Linked DNA regions of Homo sapiens: all the other regions are linked to region 1. A link is an interaction called in ENCODE POLR2A ChIA-PET data of the cell type or tissue named here. Cell type or tissue: Panc1. All regions are shown on one strand. Region 1 holds the start of LOC105373480 (a long non-coding RNA gene). Region 2 overlaps LINC01115 (long intergenic non-protein coding RNA 1115). Region 3 overlaps PXDN (peroxidasin).

The links. ChIA-PET counts read pairs that join two places held together with the same protein. Peaks named below come from ENCODE experiments on the same cell type or tissue, not always from the same donor. Only the 100,000 strongest peaks of a DNase experiment are listed, where the experiment ranks them.
Region 2: POLR2A ChIA-PET joins it to region 1 with 6 read pairs; 1 of 35 experiments calls an interaction of 5 or more read pairs at or near these places.
Region 3: POLR2A ChIA-PET joins it to region 1 with 6 read pairs; 2 of 35 experiments call an interaction of 5 or more read pairs at or near these places.

What each region holds. Positions count from the first base shown.
Region 1 is chr2:738,568-742,567 of GRCh38, reverse strand. LOC105373480 (a long non-coding RNA gene) reads right to left here and starts at 3,083. Exons shown (of 5, transcript XR_007086128.1): 1 at 2,618-3,083. In Panc1, no CTCF peak of the experiment used is centred here; a DNase peak (open chromatin) is centred at 1,857; H3K4me3 peaks cover 1,800 bases; H3K27ac peaks cover 916 bases.
Region 2 is chr2:853,153-857,152 of GRCh38, reverse strand. All of the region lies in intron 1 of LINC01115 (long intergenic non-protein coding RNA 1115), which reads left to right. Among named protein-coding and RNA genes, the nearest start is that of LINC01115, 13 kb to the left of the region's middle. RefSeq lists an enhancer at 1,561-2,758. In Panc1, CTCF peaks have their summits at 2,332 and 2,535 (motif pointing left); a DNase peak (open chromatin) is centred at 2,489.
Region 3 is chr2:1,705,175-1,709,174 of GRCh38, reverse strand. All of the region lies in intron 1 of PXDN (peroxidasin), which reads left to right. Among named protein-coding and RNA genes, the nearest start is that of PXDN, 37 kb to the left of the region's middle. RefSeq lists enhancers at 300-944, 945-1,590, 3,441-4,000. In Panc1, no CTCF peak of the experiment used is centred here; no DNase peak of the experiment used is centred here; H3K4me3 peaks cover 425 bases; H3K27ac peaks cover 2,148 bases.

The sequences.
Region 1 (4,000 bases):
CTTTCAAACAGTGAATATGTTGAAATGGACACAGGCCAGAACTCAGATGTCCATTCTTGAAACCACACAGAGGCTGCATTCCCACTAAGCGATGGAGAACCCGGGCTTGGGGGCTGTGCCCTGTGTGCATCACAAACCCCGTCCGCTTCACGTAGTGTAAACTTGGAAACGGTCTCCAAGACGGATTACAATTTACTCACCACTCCCTCCACAGACTCCCACCTTGCCACATTCTATTTTCTGTATCCCCTGTGTGCATTTTGTTAGACTTTTGAGCATGTTCTCAAAATAAAAGTTACTTCTCTTACATTTTAGCCCCGTTCTACTGAGTTGGCAAAATGACCCAGGGTTCCTGTGACGGTGACGAACCCTGACATGCAGGTGAAACCCGAACACACTGGAAAACTCCGGAAACGCTTCCAATACTGCTCCTTGCAAACGCCTGCCTCAACACTTACTGGGAAAACACTCTGGTTGACCTAATTCTCACGTTCCCTTTCTCAAATCAAAATAGGAAGAAGAATGATCTAGAGAGAAAATAAAGATGTGCTCTCGACCCAGCCATCCGCCGTGGGAGTCGCCACCGCACCCAGCAAGTCACTATTGACTCACAATTAAATAGGACTACTTAGAATCTCACTAGATTCCACAGCAGGTACAGCAGTAAGAAAGTGTGCGTCGTAAAAACACCAGGGGCCCCTTCCTCAACTCAGAGTGAGGGCCCACAAATTTAAACGTCTTCTCTATCACCTGGTAATTTCGGTACCTTGTGTAAATCCACTTTTCCCTAGACTGCCAATGATTCTTTCCAAATCTGACAGAAACCATTAAGACATAATTTTACAAAACTTTTCCAATGCACCAAGCTGAACCCTCTCCTCCTTTGGCGGGGAAGGAAAAAACAAAACAAAAACCTCCAGGTCCAGTTTCACATAAACCAAGCAATGGAAAAATTGTGTTTAGGTTTTCAGGTCCTCAATTTAATTCAATGCATTTAAATTGCTATTTTACTCAGTGAATATTTTGTAATTTCTTCCTCACTTGTATCACATCAATATGGGAAGCATATTTTTAGACAAAATATAGAGAATTTCTAACAGAATTTTGAACAACTTTCAGTGCAAGAAGCAGTCTGGGAGAATTCCCAAAACATTATGGTGATTTCTGAGAAGAATAGAAACTTGGATAATTCCATAATTAAAGACCCTGTATCTTTTCTCATTGTACCCACCCACACGTACACTGGCATATGTCCCTCCACACATATGCATACATAATGCATGCATGATGATTATACACGTGTGGGTGCATGCCGTATGTCTAGAAATTGTATAAAATTTAAATCTGCTCCACAGGGTTGCTGACTTAAATAAACACTGTGCAATTCTTGAGGAATAAAACGGTGGCCGCTTTTCTCCGCCTGTTTGATAGACTTACAGTTTCTGGTCTGGGCTGACCTACAACAGTACGTTTTGCCCACTGCCTTTCAGTCGTGATCAATTTTCTCCAGTTACTGGTGCGTTGATTTTCCATATCTTTTGTAACAAATGACCAGACATTGGGCAGCTTGAACATCTCAAATGTATTTTCTCACAGCTCTGGAGGCCAGAAGTCCGACGTCCTCCTCACTGGGATGAAGTCGGGGTGTAGGCAGGGCCGCGCCCGCTCGCCGGGCTCTAAGGGAAGATCCTGGCTGCCTCTCCAGCTCTCCTGGCTGGGCCCCGCCCCCTCGCCAGGCTCTGAGGGAAGATCCTGGCTGCCACTCCAGCCCTCCTGGCTGGGCCACGCCCCCTCGCTGGGCTCTAACGGAAGATCTTCGCTGCCTCTCCAGCTCTCCTGGCTGGGCCGCGCCCCCTCGCCAGGCTCTGAGGGAAGATCCTCGCTGCCTCTCCAGCTCTCCTGGCTGGGCCACGCCCCCTCGCCACGCTCTTAGGGAAGATCCTCGCTGCCTCTCCAGCCCTCCTGGCTGGGCCACACCCCCTCGCTGGGCTCTAACGGAAGATCTTCGCTGCCTCTCCAGCTCTCCTGGCTGGGCCGCGCCCCCTAGATAGGCTCTGAGGGAAGATCCTCGCTGCCTCTCCAGCTCTCCTGGCTGGGCCGCGCCCCCTCGCCAGGCTCTGAGGGAAGATCCTGGCTGCCTCTCCAGCTCTCCTGGCTGGGCCCCGCCCCCTCCCCAGGCTCTGAGGGAAGATCTTCACTGCCTCTCCCGCCCTCCTGGCTGGGCCACGCCCCCTCGCCAGGCTCTGAGGGAACATCCTCGCTGCCTCTCCAGCTCTCCTGGCTGGGCCGCCCTCACTCGCCAGGCTCTGAGGGAAGATCCTGGCTGCCTCTCCAGCTCTCCTGGCTGGGCCGCGCTCCCTCGCTAGGCTCTGAGGGAAGATCCTCCGGGCCTCTCCAGCTCTCCTGGCTGGGCCGCGCCCCCTCGCCAGGCTCTGAGGGAAGATCTTCACTGCCTCTCCCGCCCTCCTGGCTGGGCCACGCCCCCTCGCCAGGCTCTGAGGGAACATCCTCGCTGCCTCTCCAGCTCTCCTGGCTGGGCCGCGCCCCCTCGCTAGGCTCTGAGGGAAGATCCTGGCTGCCTTCCTGGCTGGGCCGCGCCCCCTCACTAGGCTCTAACCCAAGATCCTCGCTGCCTCTCCAGCTTTCCTGGTGCCCGCAGTGCTTGGCTTGCGGCTGGTTCACTCCGATCTCTGCCTCCCTCTGACGAGGCCCTCTGCGATTCCAGTGGACCCCCCAGGACAGTCAGCTCCCATCTTCAGGCCCTTCGCTGAGCCCACCTGCAGGGTCCGTGGAAGGGACATTCACAGGCTCCGCCGACTGCAACATGGGTATCTGTAGGAGGCCATTATTTAGTCTACAATAGGGCCACTAACTACTCTCTAGTTTACATTCAAAATTTTTCTTACTTACATGTTTTTTTTTTCTGTGACTGCTGCATGGGGACATGAAAGTAATGAATAAATAAAAAGCTCATTCCTCCATGCACCTGTCACTTTGGGTCCTGTGACTCCAGCTCCCCACTCCCTGGCCCCCCATTCCCCTGCCTCCTGCACAGCAATGACGCACGTGTATGTCACAGGCACTAAGAGGACACATTTCAAATCTATGGCCCCAAAACAGCAAGTATGTGAGGCGCAGTGTGTGATTGGCTTGAGTTAATCCTTCTACACTGAAAACATACGTCATAGCATCGCATTGTGCTCCATAAATATCATACAATTATGATTTGTTAATTTAAAATAATGTAAATTATAAGCAAAACATAATTAGAAGCCTAGCGGTAAAGAAAATCCAGGTCTAAATGGCTTTCATGAAAAATTGTTCTAAGTGTGTAAAAGAAATAGGGCTCAGCTCACATCTCATCTTCCCAGGATAGGAAAAGAGGAAACGATTCTCGCCTAATGTTTTGGGGAGAGAATAGCATGGATGCTGAAACCTGGAGTTCACTACAAGAAAGAATTATCATTTAATTTTTCCCCAAAAAGTTGTTTTTTGGGGGAAATTTTCCAAAATTTCCCAAGAAATGTAAAAATAGCTAAACAGTTTAACAAATCACCATACAGTGAAATTTTAAATCAGAATAACACACTGTGATCAGGCTGTGTATTCCGGAAAATAAGGACTGTGTAATGACCAAAGATCAACAGAATCACTGATGTCTGCAAAAATAGCAGAGAGGAAAATCCAAGGTCTGTCCCTTCACAGAATCACTGAAAAAACTGAGCAAAACGGTCAGAATCAACTTTGTCAGAACTCTAGAAACACCGAAGGTTTATAGTAACCAAGCAAATGCCTGAGAGATTCACCACAGACGTAGGAGGCGTCTGTAAAAACACCTGCCCTGCCCCAGCCCTGAGGCCAGGCAGCAAACTTGATGTTTCTATTACTCTTGAAATATGCAGGATGTTTACAGACTGCACAAAAGAAAATAGAAATTATTAGTAAAACCTGACATTTAAAAACAATGGTTCAGTTGATGATAAGATAGAAATAAATTAAT
Region 2 (4,000 bases), 110 kb before region 1:
CTGTGGGTGGTACGCTTGGATGGTACACTTGGATAGTATGCTGTGGGTGGTATGCTGTGGATGGTATACTGTGGATGGTATGCTTGGATGGTATGCTGTGGGTGATATGCTGTGGATGGTATGCTTGGATGGTATGCTGTGGGTGATATGCTGTGGATGATATGCTTGGATAGTAAGCTGTGGGTGGTATGGGTGGTACGCTGTGAATGGTATACTTGGATGGTTCGTTGCCAGTCCATGCATCATGAATAGCAGCCAATTCGATCTTTAAAACTCAGTTTTTTGAAATGTTCTTGGACAAGAGTCCTTAACTCTCCTCAGGCTGGGGGGAGGTCCTGCTGCTCCTCTGAGGCCCAAGGACGAGGTGGTGGTGAGGGCTGAGTCCACACGGCCGTGCCGTGTGCAGTGTGTGCTACGTGTGAGCCTCTGCAGAGAGAAACACAAGCACACTGAACTTAGACTTGCCTGAGCATTCCTTCTTTTCCTTGACCTGTTAGCTTTTGCAGGAGAGAAAAATTTTAATTCAATAAATCTAGTAAATTGTAGCCCAAGGATAGGATAGAAGAGCAAAGGTCACAGAAAATCAGTGCCAGAGAGAAGAGAAGAGCCTGGGGCCCCAGGGTGAGGGGCACAGGGCTGGGCAGGGAGGAGAGCAGGAAGTTCCTGGGGGAGGAGAAATGCAGCCTTATCTGGATGCAATTCCACAGTGATTTTAAAAGTTGTATATTAGAATGCTAAAAAGCTAAGCACTATTATAAAATGTATATATTTGACTTAGAAAAAAAGCAACAGCTTTATTGCTGTGACATGCTATTAATTTAAATTGCTTAAATGCACTTCTCATGTATTAGTTATAAAGCTAGACTAAATTGCAATCTTTAATTTTTTGCTGATGTTTTTATTGCTTGGTGATGTATGGAAAATTACGTACCTTCAAGAGTTTTAATTCGTCTTTTTTCTTTTGTCAGCCTCTGGAGACAGGAAGCAAAAAGTAGCAATAAAATGAGATTCTGTCAGTATGTTATAATGATAAACCCAAAGCTTACCACTAGCTCATTTACAATTTTGTAGCAAGCTTACAAAAAAAGAATTAAAAATTTTACATCAATTTGTAATAGACTGTATATTCATTGATATTTCTGAAGTGTTTTATCTATCCTATAGCACCTTCAAGAGTACACTTTTTAAAACAAGTTTAGAATAGTTTTAGATTTACTGAAAAGTTGCACAGATTGGAAAGCGTGTTTCCGTGTCCCACACCCACATTCTCCTGTTAACACCTGACGTTAGTGTAGTGCTTGTGTGACACAGCTGATGACCCAGTTTGGAGCCAAGTTGTACAGACGTGGGGATAACCAGGGACACTGATCCTGGGAGTGGCATCTGAAGAGGGGCAACCTTGTGGGGCTGAGTCTTTAGCCCAGGGGCCTGGGCTAACCCCAGGTAGAAAGCATCAGACTTGAGTTAAGTTGTAGGACACCCAGCTGGTATTTAGGGAGATGGAGAGTGGTTGGTGTGGAAACCCCTCAGCCCCCACCCTGACCTAGTGTCCCACGTGAAGTTTTGAGAGGGGCCGGACAGTCAGGGAGGACCGTTTTCCTCCTTCTGTGACCAAAGGACCAAAGGAAGACACTGTATCACACGAAATAGTTAACCATGCTTCCATTCATTGATCTAATGAAGAAAGTATATTTTGTGAGATTGCAAAACAAAACCCAAGTGTGTGTTCCACACAGGAAATCCTCAGGAAATGAGACCCAGGAAGTGAACGCAAAAGGCGGAGCCACACGATACCAGGCAGACAAGAAGGCAGGTTGGTGACTCAGCATCGGGTCTCCAGGCACAAAGAAGGAGGAATGATGATAGAACACTGCCAGGGATCAATTACAAAATAAATAATCAATATTCATAGACAAGGAATGCGGCGTGGTGAGGTATGAAGACGGTTCCTTTGTTCCTTGTCCGGCCTTTACCATTCCTTCCTTCTGCTAAGTGGGGGCTTAGTGTGTTCTGGCTTCCCCGGGTTTCGTGAGGTGTAACGTGAGGCTGTTTATTTGGCGTCTTTCTTCTTTTTTGATGTAGGTGTTTATTGCCAAAAACTTCCTTCTTAGAACTGCTTTGCTGTGTCCCATAGATTTTAATATGTTGTGTTTCCATTTTCATTTGTCTCAAGATGTATTTAAATGTCCTCTATAATGTTTTCATGGACCCACTGGTGATTCAGAAGTAAGGTGTTTAATTTCCCCGCCTTTGCGGATCTTCTGAAATCCCTTCCGTTATTGATTCTAGCTTCGTACCACTGTGGCTGGGAATGGTATTTGATGTAATTCTGGTCTCTTTAAATCAGGCAGGACTTGTTTTGTGCCTCAGTGTACAGTCTATCCTGGAGAATGCTCTGGGACACTAGAGAAGAGCATGTTTCTGGCTGCTGCTGGATGGGATGGTCTCAATGGGCCAGTGAGCCCAGGTGCCTGACACGTAGTTTAAGGCCAATCCTTCTTCACTGATTTTCCACCTGGATGGTCTGCCCCCTGCTGGCGGTGGGCCCCTGAGGCCTCTCAATATTGTTACTTAATTGACTTGCTGCCTGCTTCTCCCTTCAGATTTAGTAACATTTGCTTATATACTTAGATGCTCTGACGCTGGTAAAGATGTATTTACAATTGTTACATGCTCTTGATGAAGCCACCCATTCAACCTCACATCATGACTCTCTTGATCTCTTTTTACAGGTTTGACTTAACGTCCATTTAATCTGACAGGAGTGTGGCCACCGTTGCTCCCATTTGCTTTCTGTTTCTAGGGAATGTATTTTTTCATCCTTTCTCTTCCAGCCTATGTGTGTCCTAATGGGCATAGTGAGGGAGAGGGAGAGAGGGAGAGAGAGAGAGAGGTGAGAGAGAGAGAGAGAACCCTATCCCTTTTTTTTTTAATCAGAAACCCACTCCTGCGATGAAGGATGAATCTTCCTGAGGGCAGAGCTCTTACCGCCCACTCGCCCCTCTAAGTTCCCACCTCCCAAGGCCGTGTCTCTGGGGATGAAGTTTCCAACACACAAACATTGGGGGCACCTTCAAGCCACGGTGTCCTGTAAACCAGCGTTCCAGCATTTGCCAAATGGTGTTTCTTTTACCAGGAGATAAGGACTCTGATCAGGTCCTTTGGAAAGAGCAAGTGAGTCTTTGATTCTCTCCTGGATATTCATCATATGTGTTAGGAACTTAAAGAATCCCTGTAATCCCAGAGTTTAACAAAGACACACATGTGTTTTCAGCAACACCGAGTCTTACACGAGTATCTCCGAGATGAATGTGATTGTGCCTGTCTGTGAAGCTCGTGGCAACCACCTTCCCCAGGGAAACGCTTCTGTGGCCTGCAGGAGCCCTTAGGTCTGGCCGTGGTGTGAGCACAGGGTTTGTTCTGGGAGATCCATCCAGCAGCAGTTTGTGTGGGATGGATTAGAAGAGCAGGAATCAGGGGTGGACGACCGGCTGGCCGGGCATGGCTCCAGCTCCGGGGAGTGACGGCCAGAGGCTGAGGCGGGTGGGCCACCCCCACCATGGGGAAGCAGGCAGACCAAGGAAGGAACTCAGATGCTGACAGGAGAGAGAGAAGAGAAGGGTGAAGGTGGTGGGAGGGAGGTCCTACAGGACTGGTCTGTCCCTTGCTCTTTCCAAAGACGATGTTGGGATTCCCCCTCCACTGCACATTCCCTTTCGGTACGTAGGAAGGTGCCTCACGGGCATCCATGTCTCACGGTGTTGGAGAGCTTCAAGACTTTTTGAAAAGCCTCTGCCCAAACTCTCGGTTCAGCAGCTACCAGGTATTTACCTTGGAGAGGTAAGTGAAGCTCTCCCTGGCTTGGTTTTCTCATCTGTGAAACAAAACTGCTCTTTCCTGAGAGGACTGAATAAAATCGTGTGCTCAGTTGTGATGCTGGCTTCGTGAGAGGTAGCCTGTCAGGCAGTGCCAGTTCTGTTTGAGAAGAGCCTCTGGTGTC
Region 3 (4,000 bases), 970 kb before region 1:
GATGTGTCGCTAGTACCAATGAGTGAGCGGCGAGCACAGGGGCTGGGATATTCTTTGCAGTTCCACGGGTGGGATCAGAGCCAGGGCGCAGGGACCAGACGGAGCCTGGCTCCCGTGGGGAAGACCGGCCACCAGCTCCCTCCCGCGGTGAACTGGCAGCCTCAGCAGATCATGCCTGTCACCGTGCTGTCTGTGAAATCAGACAACACCATGGTCAAGGGCGCTGCAGGACTGTGTTTTGGAGCCAGCATTCTGCATCATCAGTGACTCCTTAAAAAAACTGTACTTGATAAAACCTGTACACGTAGAGAGGTTCTTAACAAACCCAGCCGGGCACACCAGACTCCACGTGCTCTTGGTGATTTGTGTCTCATACAGGAAGTGAGGTGATCCAAATCGATACCATAAAAGATGTCCCCGTTTCTATGAACTGGGCGTGCCCAGTGCCCGTGCAACTCAGATGCCTGGGAGAGGAGGTTCCGTCACACCATGGCCTGGAGGTGAGGGCAGCTCAGGGAGCTCTCACTGTTTCTTCCTTGCGGGGCGAGTCGGGGGTTCTGGGTGCGTGACTGCATCAGGGACCCCTCTCCCCTTCCTCTGCCATCGTGGGTCAGGGCGGAACCTCCCCGGCCTCTGTTTCTGCCTCTGTAAAGGAGGATTGAGAATCACTTGGGCTTCTTATGACTTTTGTCATTCTAGTCAGGAAGAGGCTTCCTGCGAAGGGCGGAGGCTGACTGGGTTCTTGGTGTTTGGGTGGGATTGAGCAAAGCCCTTCAGTCCATCCACAGGGGGCCTCAGGGGCAAACTCCAGGCCCAGACCAAAGAGGAGCTGCTGGAACATGAAAGGGCGAACCTCTTTTAAATCCAGGAGCTTTGTCGGCTAAAGCGTCCTGCTGGGTTGTAAGAAGCATGTTTCCCCCTCTTAACTAATTGCAGAACAATGGCAGGGACAGAGGGTGCGTGATGAGACCTGGGCCTGCGCCAGGGCACATGCCGACAGCCAGCCCAGCCCCACGATCTCAGCTCCAGCAAGGCCAGCTCCAAAACAAACACCAGCTCCCGGGTTTACTTGGCGGGGAGGTGGGAGGATAACTTGAGAAGTCCCATTCATCCTGCAGCTTCCAGGCCTGGGCGTGCCCCCCTTGTTCTCGGGACAAAGCTCATTGTTCCAGCTGGAGAAGAGCTCCGCTGAGGATTGCCTGCGTTTGGTTTCCGTTCTCTCGCTTTGTGTAACTTTCCAGTGCCTTAAGAGTTCCTCTTTAGCCCTTAGGGTGCTGACGTAAGTGTGGTAAAACGTAGATCCTAAATGGGCTCCTCTTAAATGGTGATTCTTCTTCCCTTTAGACAGTCACCGGCATGCTGCTAGGGGAAGGATATCTGCAGATCGTCGCTTTCGGCACCTTGGTACGAATCCCTCCTCTGCACCAAGTTTTAATGAAGAACCCAGAGTGTGTTCATTCCCTGCCTTGTGCAGGGAAATGTCTTCCCCTTTTTTGTCCTCTTCTGTGTAGTTATTGCGTCTTTGACAGCTGATAGCCCCTCCGCAGGGATTTCTTTTGTTCCATTTTTGGAAGACTTTTGGCAACCTCGTGCTTCCAAAAATTTGGGTGAAAAGTGTGGGTTGATTATTTACACAAAAGTCAGACATATCACAATTAAATCATAATTTCTTTCTGATTACTTCGATTTGACAGTTTGATGTTCAGAAGGCGTGGATGAGGCATCTGGGATTGATGAGCAATGCAGCATGCTCTCAGTTTGTATTATTAGTGGGGCAGGTGATGCTTAGAGCTGATTGGTGAGCACTGCAGCGTGCTCTCAGTTTGTATTATTAGTGGGGCAGGTGATGTTTAGAGCTGATCGCTGAACACTGAAGCGTGCTCTCAGATTGTATTATTAGTGGGGCAGGTGATGCTTAGAGCTGATTGGTGAGCACTGCAGCGTGCTCTTAGATTGTATAATTAGTGGGGCAGGTGATGTTTAGAGCTGATCGCTGAACACTGAAGCGTGCTCTCAGATTGTATTATTAGTGGGGCAGGTGATGCTTAGAGCTGATTGGTGAGCACTGCAGCGTGCTCTTAGATTGTATAATTAGTGGGGCAGGTGATGTTTAGAGCTGATCGCTGAACACTGAAGCATGCTCTCAGATTGTATTATTAGTGGGGCAGGTGATGCTTAGAGCTGATTGGTGAACAGTGAAGCGTGCTCTCGGATTGTATTATTAGTGGGGCAGGTGATGCTTAGAGCTGATTGGTGAACAGTGAAGCGTGCTCTCGGATTGTATTATTAGTGGGGCAGGTGATGCTTAGAGCTGATTGGTGAACAGTGAAGCGTGCTCTCGGATTGTATTATTAGTGGGGCAGGCGATGCTTAGAGCTGATTGGTGATCACTGAAGTGTGCTCTCGGATTGTATTATTAGTGGGGCAGGTGATGCTTAGAGCTGATTGGTGAACACTGCAGCGTGCTCTCAGGTTGTATTATTAGTGGGGCAGGCGATGCTTAGAGCTGATTGGTGAACACTGAAGCATGCTCTCAGATTGTATTATTAGTGGGGCAGGCGATGCTTAGAGCTGATTGGTGAACACTGAAGCGTGCTCTCAGATTGTATTATTAGTGGGGCAGGTGATGTTTAGAGCTGATTGGTGAACACTGAAGCGTGCTCTCAGATTGTATTATTAGTGGGGCAGGTGATGCTTAGAGCTGATTGGTGAACACTGCAGCGTGCTCTCAGGTTGTATTATTAGTGGGGCAGGTGACTGGCTTCTGGCAATGCCAGCAGGATGTAAGATTCTGTGGCTTGCAGTGAGACCGTGTCCGATTTGTGACTTAAACAGTTGTTACTGCACTTGCTCCCTGGAGGACTTGATATCACATGGAGGCAGGACTGTGACCCAGTGAATACCAGGCTGCCAGTGGGACAGGGAAGCCCCACCCTCCCAGATAGATCTTTAGGTGCTGGACAGACCAGCTCCCAATTTCATAGAATAACCCGGGAGCTCCTAACTCTCACTGAAGGTCAGAGACGCTGGGACGGTCTCTGGGTTTGAGAGCCCAGGAATCGGAGGGCAGGGTAGAACTTGAATCTGGCATCCAGTCGGATCCAAGTTCTCGCTCTGACTGAGGTCTGGAGACCCTGAAGAAGCTGGATCAGAGAAGCCAGTAGCCTTGACGGTGTCCAAGCCACATGGATGCCTGAGCGGCAGGGCCTGGAGTGCCTGGGGGAGGCCGTAATGGACGGAGAACTGCTCCTTGTAGCCCCACACTCCACGCGGGAAACTCTCCAAAAGGGCTGGTGACACTCCACGCGTCCCAGGTCGTGGGCAGCCGTGCCCTGCACCCTGCGTCCCAGGTCATAGGCAGCCGCACCTGCATCCCAGGTCGTGGGGAGCTGCACCCTGCATCCTGTGTCCCAGGTCATGGGCAGCCGCACCTGCATCCCAGGTTGTGGGGAGCTGCACCCTGCACCCTGCATCCCAGGTCACGGGGAGCTGCACCCTGCACTCTGCACCCTGCGTCCCAGGTCACAGGGAGCTGCACCCTGCACCCTGCGTCCCAGGTCGTGGGGAGCCGCACCCTGCACCCTGCGTTCCAGGTCATGGGGAGCTGCATCCTGCACTCTGCGTCCCAGGTCGTGGGCAGCTGCACTCTGTACCCTGCATCCCAGGTCGTGGGGAGCCGCACCCTGCACCCTGTGTCCCAGGTCGTGGGCAGCTGCACCCTGCATCCCAGGTCATGGGGAGCTGCATCCTGCACCCTGTGTCCCAGGTCATGGGGAGCTGCACCCTGCACCCTGCATCCCAGGTCGTGGGGAGCCGCACCCTGCATCTGGGCTCATGGGGAGTGGCACATGGCTGCCTCCTACATTCACCCCTCCCAACCCCAGCCTTCATGGAGGGAGTGTCTTCAGTGGGTCATGTGGGTTTGGGAGTGAACTGAGCCGGTCTGCCTCTCCCTCAGGGGAGGCCCAGGGCCCCTGGGATGTGTGCAGACATGCTCTGC